Linked DNA regions of Mus musculus: all the other regions are linked to region 1. The links are chromatin loops, found by intact Hi-C in ENCODE. Cell type or tissue: left cerebral cortex. All regions are shown on one strand.

What was found. Hi-C counts contacts between places; a loop is a spot of excess contacts. Peaks named below come from ENCODE experiments on the same cell type or tissue, not always from the same donor. Only the 100,000 strongest peaks of a DNase experiment are listed, where the experiment ranks them.
Region 2: it touches region 1 in a loop (7-fold over the local background); 33 of 42 quality-filtered maps call a loop at or near these places.
Region 3: a loop joins it to region 1, with 7 times the contacts of the local background. A loop is called at or near these places in 33 of 42 quality-filtered maps.

What each region holds. Positions count from the first base shown.
Region 1 is chr13:92,335,734-92,340,733 of GRCm38, forward strand. The region is part of intron 8 of Msh3 (mutS homolog 3); the gene reads right to left. Among named protein-coding and RNA genes, the nearest start is that of Dhfr, 17 kb to the right of the region's middle. In left cerebral cortex, a CTCF peak has its summit at 2,253 (motif pointing left); DNase peaks (open chromatin) are centred at 1,389, 1,555 and 2,033; H3K27ac peaks cover 543 bases.
Region 2 is chr13:91,912,561-91,917,560 of GRCm38, forward strand. The region is part of intron 19 of Rasgrf2 (RAS protein-specific guanine nucleotide-releasing factor 2); the gene reads right to left. Among named protein-coding and RNA genes, the nearest start is that of Gm46435, 9.3 kb to the right of the region's middle. In left cerebral cortex, a CTCF peak has its summit at 3,562; DNase peaks (open chromatin) are centred at 2,463, 2,825, 3,279 and 3,530; H3K27ac peaks cover 1,503 bases.
Region 3 is chr13:91,905,291-91,910,290 of GRCm38, forward strand. All of the region lies in intron 19 of Rasgrf2 (RAS protein-specific guanine nucleotide-releasing factor 2), which reads right to left. Among named protein-coding and RNA genes, the nearest start is that of Gm46435, 17 kb to the right of the region's middle. In left cerebral cortex, a CTCF peak has its summit at 3,108 (motif pointing right); a DNase peak (open chromatin) is centred at 3,129.

The sequences.
Region 1 (5,000 bases):
GCTACCTCCCTCTTTATTTTGCTATGGTTATAAAACCGGTACTTACAGAAAGAGATGGGGGGAAGCTATTAAGGAAAAAGCAGTATCTGACGGCCCCACTTGACTAGGAAAGCTCACTTCAAGCAGAGCATCCTCCTTCACATCCAACAACTGCCCATTCATTCTGTGACTTTTGTACATACGCCCATCTGTGTTCCAAACTCTTGACTTTATTATTACAAAAATGACATACAGCACCAAGGTTTAGGTTTAGATATTTAAGCCATAAATTATAAAAATAATATATATCAAATTGAGAAGTTTAGAAGTTTAACAAAATCGTTTTCTTTCTTTCTTTTTTTTTTTTTTATGGTTTTTCGAGACAGGGTTTCTCTGTGTAGCCCTGGCTGTCCTGAAACTCACTTTGTAGACCAGGCTGGCCTCAAACTCAGAAATCCGATTGCCTCTGCCTCCCGAGTGCTGGGATTAAAGGCATGCACTACCACGCCCAGCCGTTTTCCTTTTTAGAAAGGTATTTTTTCACTTGAAAAACAAATGTATTGTCTCTGTAGATTTTTAAATGTTATTTAAATTGCAGAAGAACAAATTCTGACACAAAGTATAGCAGCTATAACAGGACTCAGCAAGATAGCCTGAGAAACATCTTAATAAAGCCCCACCCTCCCGGATGGGCACTCCAGCCCCCTGCCCCGGCACTGAGCATCTCTGACAGGTCACTCTGCACCCACAGCTGATGTCTCAGCCAGCCTTTCTCCCCACTCCCACTCCCACCCCCACACCCTGTCCTTACATTGCCCAGCCTCAACATCCCCTCAGACTGAGGTACTTAGCTGTTCCTTCCCATAATCCTCAGTGCTTGAAAAGGCATCCCTCGGTTAGTCGGCTCCTGAGACCTAAGAATCATGTTGATGGCCTCATCTGAGTCCAAGGCACTATCTTATTAAACTTAGAACACTGTAGTCACTAACCTGGAGCCATCAAATATGTAATAACATCAGATTATTAAACAGTTTAATGAGACAAATTCCCTTTTTCCCTCTTATTCTTCAACCCCATCCCACTAAGGGTTTTTCTGTATAGTCCTGGCTGTCCTAGAACCTAGAACTCGCTCCATAGACAGGGATTTGCCTGCCTCTGCCTCACCTCTGGAATGCTGGAACTATAGGCATGTGCCACCAAATCCAGCCTGGCAGCAGGTGACCACAGCCCACCTCCTACTCACACTCATATGATCTCCTTCCTACTCATACTCACATGACCTCCTTCCTACTCACACTCACATGACCACAGCCCACCTCCTACTCACACTCATATGACCTCCTACTCACACTCACATGACCACAGCCCACTTCCTACTCACTCACATGACCTCCTTCCTACTCACACTCACATGAGCACAGCCCACCTCCTACTCACACTCACATGACCTCCTTCCTACTCACACACATATGACCACAGCCCACCTCCTACTCGCCCTGGCCTTACCTCTCTTTCTTCCTACTTTCAACTACTGACTTTCCCCAAGCTCTAGTGTCTCTCCTGGCAGTAAGCTCACCCACCTCTTCTTCTGACTCTCCCCCATGAATATATCTCCTTCCCTGCATTGCTTGGTTAAAGCCCTATGAGTTTTCCTCACTTGCCAAGATGAGCATTTCCTCTGATCAAGAGTCTCGCCGTGTGCCCGAGTCTGAATCGTTTCATTTTACACACTATGCACCTTTCTCCTCTCTTTCATCCAGTCAAGTCTTCCGTCCTGCAAATGTCCCTATGCAACCCACCTCCTCCACAGCCTGCTGTGACCAGGGTACGTCCATCTCTGTGAACTCAGACAGTCACCATGCTCGGCTCAGGACTCAATGGGAGAGCTAGTAAATACTATTAGTAACGGTTATTATTAGTTTAAGTAATGGTTTTCGTTCCTTTTCTTTTGACTATAAACATAAAACTCTCTAAACTAAAGCAATCTCAAAACTGCTGCTATTTTTTTCTCTCTATACAATTTGACAACCAATGGGATAATGGAATAGGATGCCTGATCCCCTCTGACAGACACGTGAGAAACAGTCTGCCACTATTCAGGAGTGTCTGATTCCGCTGACGATCATCTTTGTCTATTTGTTTTACTCTAAAAATGACACACTATACAAAATGAATGCAACTAGCTTGAGAAATAAATGGGAAGGATTTCATATTCTTAAAAAAGAAAAATCTTAACACAAAATATAAAATCCTTTGGAGACCTCTTGTGGTTAAAGTTAGGAATAAAAAGTTAAATTTTTAAAAACTGTTTTTTAAACTATATTAAATCTGCTATAATTCCAGGCAACTTTTGCATCTTCTCACATAGTAATAATATGTAATATCTTTGTTACCAGTAAAATACCCACCAGTACCTGACAAAAACTGGAGCTTTCACCTTCTCATCTAGTGCAGAAAAAGACGGGGTTACAGTGTGACTCTAGGTCTGAGAGATAAGAAACTACATGTCAGCACTGACACCAGACACCACTAAACTCACAATAAAACTTTCTTATCTGAAAATTGAACGTTACACTGCTGCCTGTAAGCCAACTGAGAACAGAAGTCTGGCAAACTATTCTTCCTGAGCTCTGTGGGTTTTAAAGTGGAGCAACTGTCTCTAATAAGAAAAATTAAGGAACTCACCTCATACGATGAAATAAAGAAAATGTAAATTTAAAATTGAGCACTACACACTTGGGAGGCAGAGGCAGGTGGATTTCTGAGTTCCAGGCCAGCCTGGTCTACAAAGTGAGTCCCAGGACAGCCAGGGCTATACAGAGAAACCCTGTCTTGAAAAACCATAAAAAAAAATAATAATAATAATAATTGAGTACTACAAATAAAATTTTAAAAAGATTTTGGTAAAAATAAAACATAGGTAAAACTACAAAGTGCTCTCAAGATGAGAAAAGATCTTTCAAATTATAAAAATAATAGGATGTTACCAAAAGCACAGGGACTTAATTGGTCCAAATACTTCACTAAAAACAACAAGTAGAAATAGCGAATCAAATATGTTACTTAAAATGTGTTTACTTGCCAGGCGTGGTGGCGCACGCCTTTAATCCCAGCACTTGGGAGGCAGAGGCAGGCGGATCTCTGAGTTCAAAGCCAGCCTGGTCTACAAAGTGAGTTCCAGGACAGCCAGGGCTACACAGAGAAACCCTGTCTGGGGGAAAAAAAAAAAAATGTGTTTACTTTTCTTGCAAGGTCCTTGGCAAGTCTCCAGCTCACCCGTCTCTAGGGCTAGGGTGCTCCCAAGTGTGCACACACAAGAATCAAGGGTCAGCACCAACAGCAGGGTCCTCTGAGGAGCCCTGCGAGCTCCCACCTCCTGCCCCACACTAGGATGATGGGATTCACTGTCACACACAGCTTCCCGCGTGGGTGCTCACAAGCTGAACTCAGATCTGCACACTTGCACAGCGATCGATCATTTGACCCACTGACCCCCTTCCACCTTGAATTAAAATATAATTGTTAAATGTTTTAAAGGAGTTGTAAGATTATTTCTTGAAAAATAAATAAATATCAAGGATCAAAACTAACAAAAGAAACCTAACAGTAGTCGAGAAACTACATCCTAAAAGAAATGTGCAAAGAGAAGAAAAAGAAGGCACAATGTACTCTAATAGATGTTCCAGGAGAGACTAAGGGAGGCGGGTGTGGTGCAGCTGTAACCCCAGCATCCAGGAAGAGGAGGCAGGAAGATCGGGCACCCCTCAGATACACAGGGAGCTGGAGGCCAGCCTGGGCCACATGACAACTTAAATTTAAAAAGAAAACAATATATACATGTATCCTGAACCGCATCCTGCCACCCAAAAAACCAGTAAGCAGGGAGCCGCAATAGTAAAGGGGAAATGGCTACATGTTTGTGGTGGTGTAAATGAGAGGCCTCAGTCTCCAGCACTGGAACACTTGGTCCCCAGTTGGTGGCTGTTTGGGAAGGTGTGTCATGGGAGCAGGTTCTGACATTTCAAGGCCTTGATTCCAGTTCACTGTTTTGTGCTTTGTGTTTCAAGTGTGAGCCCTCAGCCTCCTGCTCTTGCCATCAAGGACTCTAACCCTCTGGAACCATAAGCCCACGTAAATCCTTCTTTCTATAAAGTACCTTGAACAAGGTACTTTATCATGCAACAGAAGAGGAACTAAGACAATTATTTTCCCTGAGTAGTGAGTTTTCTTGGCCAGGCCCTATCCTAGAAACTTTATGCATATTATCTTTACAACTCATCTTTATAGTGAGCACTCTTACTTCCTGTATTTTATACAACAAGGACACAGGAAGACAAGATAGTCTAATTGATTACTCAAAGTCACTAAGGCAAAGAGACAGATTTCCATCCAACCTACGACCTTGTGACGTCTGAAAATCTACCACCTTGTTCTCTATAGACATAAATTAGGTACAGGTTCTCATAGAGACATAGGCTTAATTCTCCACTCTTCATGAGCAAAAGGTACAGAAAGAAAATTGACCAGGAATGGAGGCTTACTTGGTCAGTAAGCGTGAGCAGAATTATAAACCAGGAATGCTAGCTAGAGAAATACACTAAGATGGCCTGAAGTCGTTAGATTCCTGAGTCCCAGTCAGCCAGCATCTCCAGCATGCCAAACCCAGGCTTCTGACCCTCATCTGACGTGAGCACGAGGATGCCATCAGGCAAAGTTCCTTGCCAAACAAATCGCATCGTGTCACTGTCTGCTTCTGCACAGACAGGGTTTGGCTTTCTTCTTGTTTACTTTAACTTTTATTAATTTTTATAAAAATAATTAGAAAACAGAAATCTAACACAATGATTAAAATGACCAAATTCTAGATTAATCTAAATTAATTAAATATACACTTGGTTATGAAGGAAAATAAACAATATTAAAGGCATGAAACACAGTAAATGTTCTTACACTTAGGAATTTCTTTTAAAAGTCTAAGAATTTATTCAACTTTAAGCTCTCCAGCATCAGCACCCCTCATA
Region 2 (5,000 bases), 420 kb before region 1:
GCAAAGAATTGGAGACAACTCGTTTCTGCCCCACGGGGGAGACACTCAGTCCATAGGAAGCATTGTTGATGTTAATCCAAGGGAAGACTTGATGCAGAGACTCAGAGTTCAAGTTACTGGTATCTGGGAGCAGAGTTGGGGAAAGAAACACAGAAAAAGGGCAGCAGGTAGTAGGAGCCAGAGGCTGAGGGAGCCAGGGGCTGTATGAGTGTGAGGTTGGCTCCTGATGTCCTCAGGATGCTCTGCAGTGGTGAGAGCCCTGGTCCAAGTGAAACAAGGACCGATGACATCATAGCACATATCTGGCCATCATTCTTCTGATGAGGATATGGCTGTACCTCACAGTCCTCAGTCATGCTTTCGAGGTCCAAGGGTGATTGTGAGAGAAGAAAGAAGCTAAAGAGGAGTAGGAAGCCTTACTCCCACAATACCTTGTCTTAGTTACAGTTTTACTGCTGTGAACAGACTCCATGACCGAGGCAACTCCTATAAAGGATGATTAATTGGGGCTATCTTACAGATTCAGAGGTTCAGTCCATTATCATCAAGTTGGGAGCATGGCAGCATCCCGGCAGATGTTGGGGCTGGAGGAGCTGAGAGTTCCACCTCGTGTTCCAAAGGCAGCTTGAAGACTGGCTTCCAGGCAGCTAGGATGAAAGTCTTAAAGCCCACACCCACAGTGACACACTTCCTCCAACAAGGTACACCTACTCCAATAAGGCCACACCTCCAAATAGTACCACTCCCTGGGCCAAGCATATTCAAACCACCACACAAAAAGCAACATCAGAATATAATCACAAGAGTCTATCAGAGCAGTCAGATTTAATGTGCTAATTCTTAGTGATTTCTTAGACGATAAGAAATTGACTTCACCTTCACTTTTCATTGCCAAAAGGCTCTTAGGGGTTCTGTGGGAAACTGACTTTTAGTACTTTAGTAGAAGTCATAGTGACAAAAGAGAAGAGAAAGCGTGGCCCTCCAAGGACATTGGTGTATTAACTGCCTACTTTAGTTCACAATGGCTAATGGGTCCCATTATAAATGCCTCATCACTACTAAGAGAAACCTGGTGAGCTTGAGGGGACTTTAAAGGACAAATGTAGAGATGGAGAGAGAACTAGGGGAATGTGGCAAGTATTAAACTAGGATTTTTCAATAAGAAAACTTGATTGCCTATTCATCCAACACAGGAAGGAAAAAAACCGAAGAACAAAAAGGAAAAAGCTAAAACCAAAACCAACCTAAACAAACGAACAAACACACACACAACAACAGATCCCAGAGAGTGCCCAGGATTCACAGACACAAAAAGTAAACACAAACTTCTCAGATAATAGCTTACATTCAATATTTGAGTCTGACAAGTAATCCAGTTCTCTATAAGAGCCCCATACAGATCACTCACCCAGGTCCCCCTGAGAAAGCAGGCATGTGCACGCTGGGACACACTTCTGCTCAGGTAGTCAGGTTTCTTCCCTTGGAGTCCCTTTTGACCCAGGATCTTTAAGAACTAAGAGGGAAAAGGATGTCCCTGGTCTCACTCAGAGGGATGAGAAAGATCAAATGAGAGCCACAACAGGCTCAAATGTTGTACAGACCAAGGTTATCATCGGCCTATGAGTTTAGAAACTTAGGGGACTGAGAAGTTAGAGTTGCTGGCCTAAGTCAGTTAAGCAGAGCATTCTCTAGTCTCTGTTGGCTCCTGCTTTGGGAAAGGTGAGTTTGTGAGCAAAACAATACTTTATGCTACTAGATACCTAGAATCCCTTTGTTGTCAGGAATTGGTGGACAACTAGAAGTAATTGACAGCAATTATGAAGGGGTAAGAAAGTACATAGCTCACAGATCATCCAGTTTGATTATGTATGAGGCCATTCGCATGACTGAAGCACTAGACAATGAACCTGGTATTAAAAAGAATTATTTCATTACCATTAGCATCTCAGGTTGAGACTAAATTTTATCACCTCGGTCTGAGAATCCCTGTTAGCTCTGACTTGCTGTGGAGAGGCTCAGGAACTTTGATGGTATCTTGATACCTTTGAGCAGTGGGACATCTTCCAAGTTGTCTATTAAGGCAGAATTTCTTAAGGCCTTTATATGCCTGTTGATATCCAAAACTGAGTGGTGCTCCAGCAATTATCAGAGGGACATCACAATGTTCTGCCCCATGCTAATCTATAGCAAATATAAATCCTATGTGTTGGACAACAGAAAACAGACTTGGACATGAAAGAAATGTTTCTAGGGTAATATTTAGAAATAGAACCAAAAAGCACTGCCAGTGTCAACATGGTATTTTGTATCAGAAGTGGAGTCTCCTGTTTTATACCTTGAGCTTGCAATACCCCAAGAGTTGATTAGATAGATGGAGAATCCTTTTGGGTTTGGGAGCACAGACTGCATAGCCAGGAGGCTGGGAGGAGATCTGGGCACTGCCTGTTGCTTTCTATGTAATCACAGAAACAAAACCAACTCTGAGCCGCAGTGTCCTCTTCTGTAGAGCTGGGCTAACGAGTACATCTGCCTTCTTCCCTTCGGAAATGAAAAGCAGGGACAATGAGTTACCCCCGAGAGCTTAGAACAGTGACTGACACATGGAATAATAGGAGCTTTGGAGACATTTGTAAAATTACAAGGCTGTTACATAAAAAAAAAAAAGCATCCCCACAGAGAGGCTACCTCCTAAGAAAAGCATTTAAAAGACCTTCGTAAAAGACCTGGTTCCCCATATCATAAAACAACAGCAAACCTCAAGCTGGCCTCTAGATTGTGCTAAAGCAGCCAAATGCTTCCTCTTTTGTTCAGAGCACCAGCACACAGTTCCCCTGGAAATCAAAGCACCTTCCTGTGGTGAAAATTGGGGGTGGGGTGGGGGTATACATCCCTGGGCATCTTCAGGAGACGCAAGACAGGAAGCACTCTTGCGGGGCAGAGGAGCCTGAAGCACAGACGGGGATCCTCATTCTGTAGAGAGCTCAGTGGTTAGGCATCCCTACACTGAGGCTGCCTCACAAGTGGAAAGGTGGAGCCACTGCTTGGGAGCGGAGGGTAGGCTGGGCATATGTATGGAAAACTACTGGAAGCCAATGGACAAAAGCAGGAATGGGCATAGACAGAGGGACTGAGTCCTGGGATAGGACAGCGTGGTCGGTCTGCCAAGAGCTGTCAGTAAAGGTGACAGCAGCTGCCTGTTCAGTGGTTTCTTACAAATTGCATTCTCCCACCCACACCAAAAGCTGTGTGATGCTTGTCCTGGCTCAACCCCCACTTCAGATCCAGAACAAAGGATGCATCTGAACCCTCTGACGAGACACTGAGTTCTGTGTTTCGTAGCGTGAAGCCAAGAAATAAATAAATAATTAATTAAACCACTGACAAAATAAGCAACAGTTGGAAGGGAGGGAAGGAGGGAGGGAGGGCAGTTGCATCCCCCTCTGACCCAGACATCCTTGAGCAAGCTTCCCAGTGGGGATCAATAGCACCAGTGCCTGCTTCTCTGGTCTCTGTGACTCACTCAGGCACATTCCTATTTCTGTGGCAGGACACAGGGAGGCACTCTGGTCCTTTCCTTCCAGGGGAGGGAGGGGCTTCCATCTTCTCCTGTGACTTCACTACCACACTGGAATTATGTAAAGGTTTGGTTTTCTCTCCACAAGGAGGGGCCTCCTCCTCAGCTTCTTACCATGGCTGTGCCAGAGACCATGGGGGCAAGGCTGCGAGAACTCCGGTCTCAGCCTTGGGTCCTTTCCTGACAGATCTCTGGTTTGTATTTATAGCGATCTCATTTTAATTAAGTGATAAAACCTCAATGCTACCCGCAGGAGACCAATCAGCTACATGTGTTCAGAAGCCGCTGCGCTGGGCAGTGCGGATAAAGTGCAGCATTTCTACCAATCTCCTAAAGACCTCAGAGGGCAGCAGATGCCCTCTGAGGATTCAGCAGCTCTGCCAGTCAGCTGTAGGGCTGGCATTCTGCTTACCTGAGGTCAGGGTATAGACTCAGACTCCCTCCCCCAAGAGCAGCCATCTACACCAGCCCACTACATGAGTCACCTCATGTCATTATCCCCATGGCTCACAGGAAGAACTGCCATTATCTGGATTTTTCTAGGGGAAGATGTCTAGAACCTGAGCCAGCAAATGCCAAAGCAGGGGTCTCATTGTAAATCAGTCTTTACTCCCCACCCCACCCCATCTCTTAGGTACCCAGCCACACCCTCAGTGATGAGAGCCTTGTTAGTACAGACTCATGCCTCTCCCTGGAGTATTACCTCAGTTATTAGGGAATGGGTTCTCTGTCTTGAACAGGATGGGATTTCAGGGATTTGGTCACTACAGTGATCACTGAACTACACACTTAAGCTCAGGACCATTTATGTGAAGTCTAGCACAGCTCAATAAAAAGGAAGAAACCATGTAATTCAATAATAAAAATCCTTCATTTTTTTCAGATAAATATGTTTTTCTTAGTTTGCCACAACATTCCTGTAAGAAGACTGAACTGAGTTAGAAACTTGATGGCTGGGTTATTTGAACGCAGCCAGTGAAACGGGCTCTGAACAGAAGCAGGACCATGAGTGGAGTCACCAGTCACCCTCATGGCCTCTAGCCAGGCCTGTTCAGTTGCCTCCACTGTCCGCAGGTGCTACCCTCCTGGGGCCTTTTGGCTGCAACTACGGTCTTGTGCAGTCCACACAAGTAACATGTGTGACTCTCTCCACACCTGGCCTGGTCTAAGCCTGGAAAGTGGCATAAAAGGTTCCTTCAGCTCCCTCCACTTTAACCGTCCACCTTAGCTGTGGCTGCAGACACTTGGGGGGAAAGAGCTAAGTCTGGTGTGATATGCAGGTGGGTCACCTGGGCTTTGGCTCCTCTGGTTGTGACAGAGGCACAGTGATTAGCTTGCCTCTTGTGGGCATGTTGATAGGATTTTGAAGAGGACTCTGCTGGGCACTTTGGCAGCTTACCTGACCCAGGTAATGTCTGGCCTCTTG
Region 3 (5,000 bases), 430 kb before region 1:
CCTAGGCTACTACTCTGTGTGTACAGGCAAGAATGGTTACCTACAAGAATCTGTTACAGTTATTATAGCACATTCCATTATAATACTTGTATTGTTATATTATTAGCTGTATTCTCCATTCTAATAATTACATTTTAACATTAAACAAAATGATTTTGAGGAATTAACCTTCGGAATCATTTTAAATGGTTGGAGACCAACACTGCTAATGGCAATTAGATAAAAAGAAAACAGTAAAATTTTACTACATATAGCAAATTAGGGCCAAAATGTCCATAATTTTATCAGTTCTAGACAGTTTAAAAATCTAACTTACTTTGAATTGAGTGTTGGAGCATCTCTGTTCCATGGCAAAAGGAACAGGAAGCTATTCTCAGAACGTCGCTTTGACTGTTTGCTAGCAGTGTTACCGCTTGGAAAACACCAGCCACTGGGGCCTGAGGGCAGTACAGATGGAACCTGTTCTACTTAGCTTTTATTTCAACCTGACATAAGCTGGAGTCATCTGAAAGAACCTCAACAGGGACACTACATGCATAAAATCAGGCTGTAGGTAACCCTGTAGGGCATTTTTAAAATTAGTGATATAGAAGGCCCAGTAAACAGGGTGGTGCCTCTCTCGGCTGGTGGTCCTGGGCTCTACAAGAAAGCAAGCTGAGCAAGCTGTGAGGAGCAAGCTAGTAAGAAGCACTCCTTCATGGCCTCTGTATCAGCTCCTGCCTCTAGGTTTCTGCCCTATTTGGGTTCCTGTCCTGACTTCCTTTGATGATGAACTGTGGTGTGGAAGTGTAACCCTTTCCTTGCTTTTGGTCATGGTGTTTCATCATAGCAATGGTAACCCTAAACTAAGACAATATCTATCTTACTAATATTAAATCAGGTTTCCATAAAATGCCACCTATCCAACAGATCTTCATTAAACGGTGTGTGTGGATAGCCTAGTTATATCTTGCTGCTGTTTTTTTTTCTTCATCCACTCCCCACCCCCATCTCAAGGTAGAGGTGTTTATATTTTAAAACAATTAATGACCGTGTTTGTTTCAGTCTCTGTGAACTACCAAAGGAGCTCACAACCATCAGGATTCTATTTCCTTAATGAATATTTGATATATATTAGTGAGTCTCCATGTAGCTGTGTTGAGACTCTAATGATGCAAATAATCTGATTACGGTAAGCAGCACGATTGCTGTGAAGGACACCAGCCTTCTGCTCAGGCCTTGCTGAGAGCTAATTAGTGATTAGTTAGAATCTTTGAGCAGCTGCTGGGCTACATCCTGGGCTGAACAGGAGCTGTTCTGAAGCCACAGGGTGGCAAATGTGAAAGGTCTCCTAGACTCACGGCTTCATAAGATGATGAGGATAAGTGAGAGGTCAGGGTTCAGCCCTAAATAAGTCATTGGTGAGGGTTCAGTTCTAAATAAACCATTGATATAGCTCACAGAACACTGCAGAGAAGGGGACAGAAAGAATGTAGGAGCTGGAAAAGAGGGAGAAAGGCAGTGAAGCCCCAACCTCTAGACACAACACACCCAGTATAATCACAAACTCAGCAGCTGCAATGACTTGCCCTGAGCCAGCACAACACACGCTTGTTTCAACAGAGTCATGGATGGGCAGGGATTGTGGTTGGCTCATGGACCCCACCCCTTCCGAACCACAGGCAGTATGGGCTTCAGGATGGGGAGGAGGGACTACTGTCTTTAGTTATGTACCCTCTGGTGAGACCACTAGACACCAGTGGATAGTTCCAATACTAAGGCCACACAGAAGGTCCTAGCAGAGCCCTGAGGAACACAAAACAGATGAACAAGAGAATAGAAAAGAGATTTGTAGGGAACAGGACATGGGAAAGGAAGGGAGGCAGATGAGAGAATTCTAAATACATTACATCCATGCATGAAACTGTCAAAGAACAAAATGAACGAACATGTCTTGTACAAGAAAAACTCATTTAAAAATTTTACTAGTTAGCAAAAAATCATATAAACAAATATATAATTATTGAGCTACTGGTAAGAGGTAAAATAAATCTAACATTCTTCAATAAAAATATTTTTCAATGTAATTTTACCTTTCTGAACTTTGGGGAGGCTGGCCTGAGCACCCTTTTAAAAGATGATGTGAAAATTTTGCTGATGGCTGTCTGAAGCATGGTGCATGGTTATTTCTGAATATTTGTTCTCATGCAACATGGCTGACATAATCATATTCTCAGATCCTTCACACAAATAGTGACTTTTGTGTTTGCTGTTACTGCCTGGGATTTTTTTTTTTTTTTTTTTGCCATGAAGAATCCTATGAATTCAGTTCTTCCTCACCAGCTAGGCTGTGGAGGAAGCAGGAAACAGGGGACAAGGGGCAAGTTCTTGGCATCCCTTGTAATGCATAAGCTGCTGAAGCTGGGAAGGGACCATCACATGAGCAAGACACAGAATTTTCATCTGACTCCGGTTACCTGTGCTGCTCAAACTTCTGGGTGCACAGTAGTCACTGGGGTTGGGATGGTGGACACTTATCGTCTGGTCCAGATGTTTGGAAAGGCAAGGAGACTGAATTGTTGTTTCAGATTTGTTTTATTTTATATGTATGCGTGTTTTGCCTGAACATATGTATGTGCACCATGCATGTGTCTAGTAATCACTAGATCTCCTAGAACTAGAGTCACTAATGGTTGTGACCCACCAAGGCAGATGCTGGGAGCCCAAACCTGGCCCTCTGTAAGAGCAGGAAGTGTTCTTAACTACTGAATTATATCTTCATCTCCAAGATTCTGCTTATAACAAACTCTGCAGTGACAAAGTTTCAGGATCAAGACATTACACTACTTTTGTTTTACCTTTAAAGCCGAAACCTTTGATGAACTCACAGGATACCATGCTATTCACAAATGAATGTAAAAATACACAATTGGTCATTGAAAAGTTTTGTTTTTAAAAGTATAGAATGTTCTTTCTAATGAAAAAGAAATATAAATCAGGAAGGGAAGGCATTTCCCCCTATTTAAATCCAGAGAGAGGATATTTATAAGTCTGGCTGATTGCGTTGCATCATAGAAAATAATTTTGGCTGCATTTCACGAGCCTCGTCTCAGTGAAGCTCATTGTCCACAAGATGGCACTGCTGGGCCACCACACTATTGGGAGGTACCAGCGCTGGATCTGTCCAGTTGTCTGGTGAACAGCAGGGGAGCAGGACCTGAGACCAGAGGAAGTCTCTGAGCCTATTTCCGAAGTCATTATTTCCACAGGATCTCCATGTCCCTCTGCTTCAAATGAATGAATCACGGGCACTGAGACAGAAACATTAGGGGGTTGAAAAGAAAAGAGGAAAAAGGAAAAACTAAGAAGAAAAATGAGGGCCCCAGGAAATATGGAGTGCCACATTTCAATCTGTCTCTTATTCTTTTGACAACAACTGTCGAGAAAGTCAATATGCAGGTGCTGGGGAAGGCAGAGCACCTGTATGGGCAGGTGGATGGGCAGATGGGCTGATGGAGGAAACAGTAGCTAAAGACACCTAGAGCACAGACTTGAGAAGGTGATGGGGAACAGAAGGGACCGGGTGATGTTCTGCTGAGACTTAGAGCAGCAGTGGAGGCTGAGACAATCTAAGCACAGCAAAGAGGCAGAAGCCAGAGAGAGCGGGTTAAAAGTCTCTAGGTGGGACTGCGCACAATGGACACTTACTCACAGTGATTGCCAAGAGAAGAACCAGGGAGATGAGGCTGACAATGACTGCCTCGGGCTTGGTGCCAGCTCACCCCATGCTAGGTGTGAGTACCATTTCAAGTGAGCAAAGTACAGAGCCTCAGATGTACAGAGCCTCTCATTCAAACTTCAAGAGGCAGCAAAAAGCAGACCCTGATCTGGACTCCTATAGTGCTGGCCACTACAGTCCTTCAGAAGGGAACAACTATGGACCCACTACTAGTAAGACTGGCTTGGGGATATGTGGAACCATGAAAGGCAGCCTGGCTTCTGGTTGAGCTAGGTTTGAAACCCTGGTGACCCCACAGGTGACCCTGCAAGGGATGGTAGGTGTTTTGCCACGCTCCTCGATGCCAGGCCCCTAACATGAGGCAGCAGCTCTCCATAGGCCTGTGGCCATCAGTCACGTAAGGGCAACGTCCCAAGCCCCTCCACAGGTAGAAAACCACAGGTCATGTAGCCTCACCACAGATCTCCATTTTAATGAGGTACCTAAAGTTCTGAAGGGCTTATCCAGTAAACTTCCCTTCCCAGACATTCCTCCCTACAAAAGGTATTTAACCTCGGGCCTGTCCTGAGAAGGTGGGGTACAGTTTTACTTATCACAACTCTCTGCCATAACAATAAATGTCTTAAAGCCATGGACTGTCTCTTTTCGTCAGGATCCTCTGTGGGGAGCAATGGAACAGGCCTTCATCTAAAGAGCCGAATGCTAATCTCTCACAGACAGTCTCTCAGCTCTCCCAACCATGGCTTCCACCAAGCCAAGCCAAGGACTCTCTCCTCTATGTGGGACCCAGCCAGAGCTCTCCTCCCCACTTTTCCTTAGGCCCTGGCTGGATCCAGCCCATGGGCCCTCACTCCATTCTCAGCTCTTCCGATGAGTCCAGCGGCGCCTAAGTGCCCAAGAGCTTGAGAACCAGATGGCCCTGGTCTCTCGGCAGGCCTGGGGACCTGCTAGCCAGCTCTGGCAGTCCCTGGGACCTCAGATTGCATTTTCCTATCCCCAGAGCTGTGTCCCATGGCTTCCCATAGTCTGATGCTTGCCTGACGCCGGTGTGGGGTCTGTGCAGTCAAAACCTTTAACCCACAGGGATAGCAGCCTATAATGTGAATGCTGCTCGAGTTTGGAACTGTTTTTCACTTGTACTTCAGATCCTGGTTCCAGTCTGAACAAAGTAGTTTGCATTAGTAAGATTTAACCACACAACAGAAAAGTAATCCATAAATTAGGCCTAATCACACAAGACTGTAATCTCAGCTACTGTGGAGCTGAGGCAGGGGGATTGGAA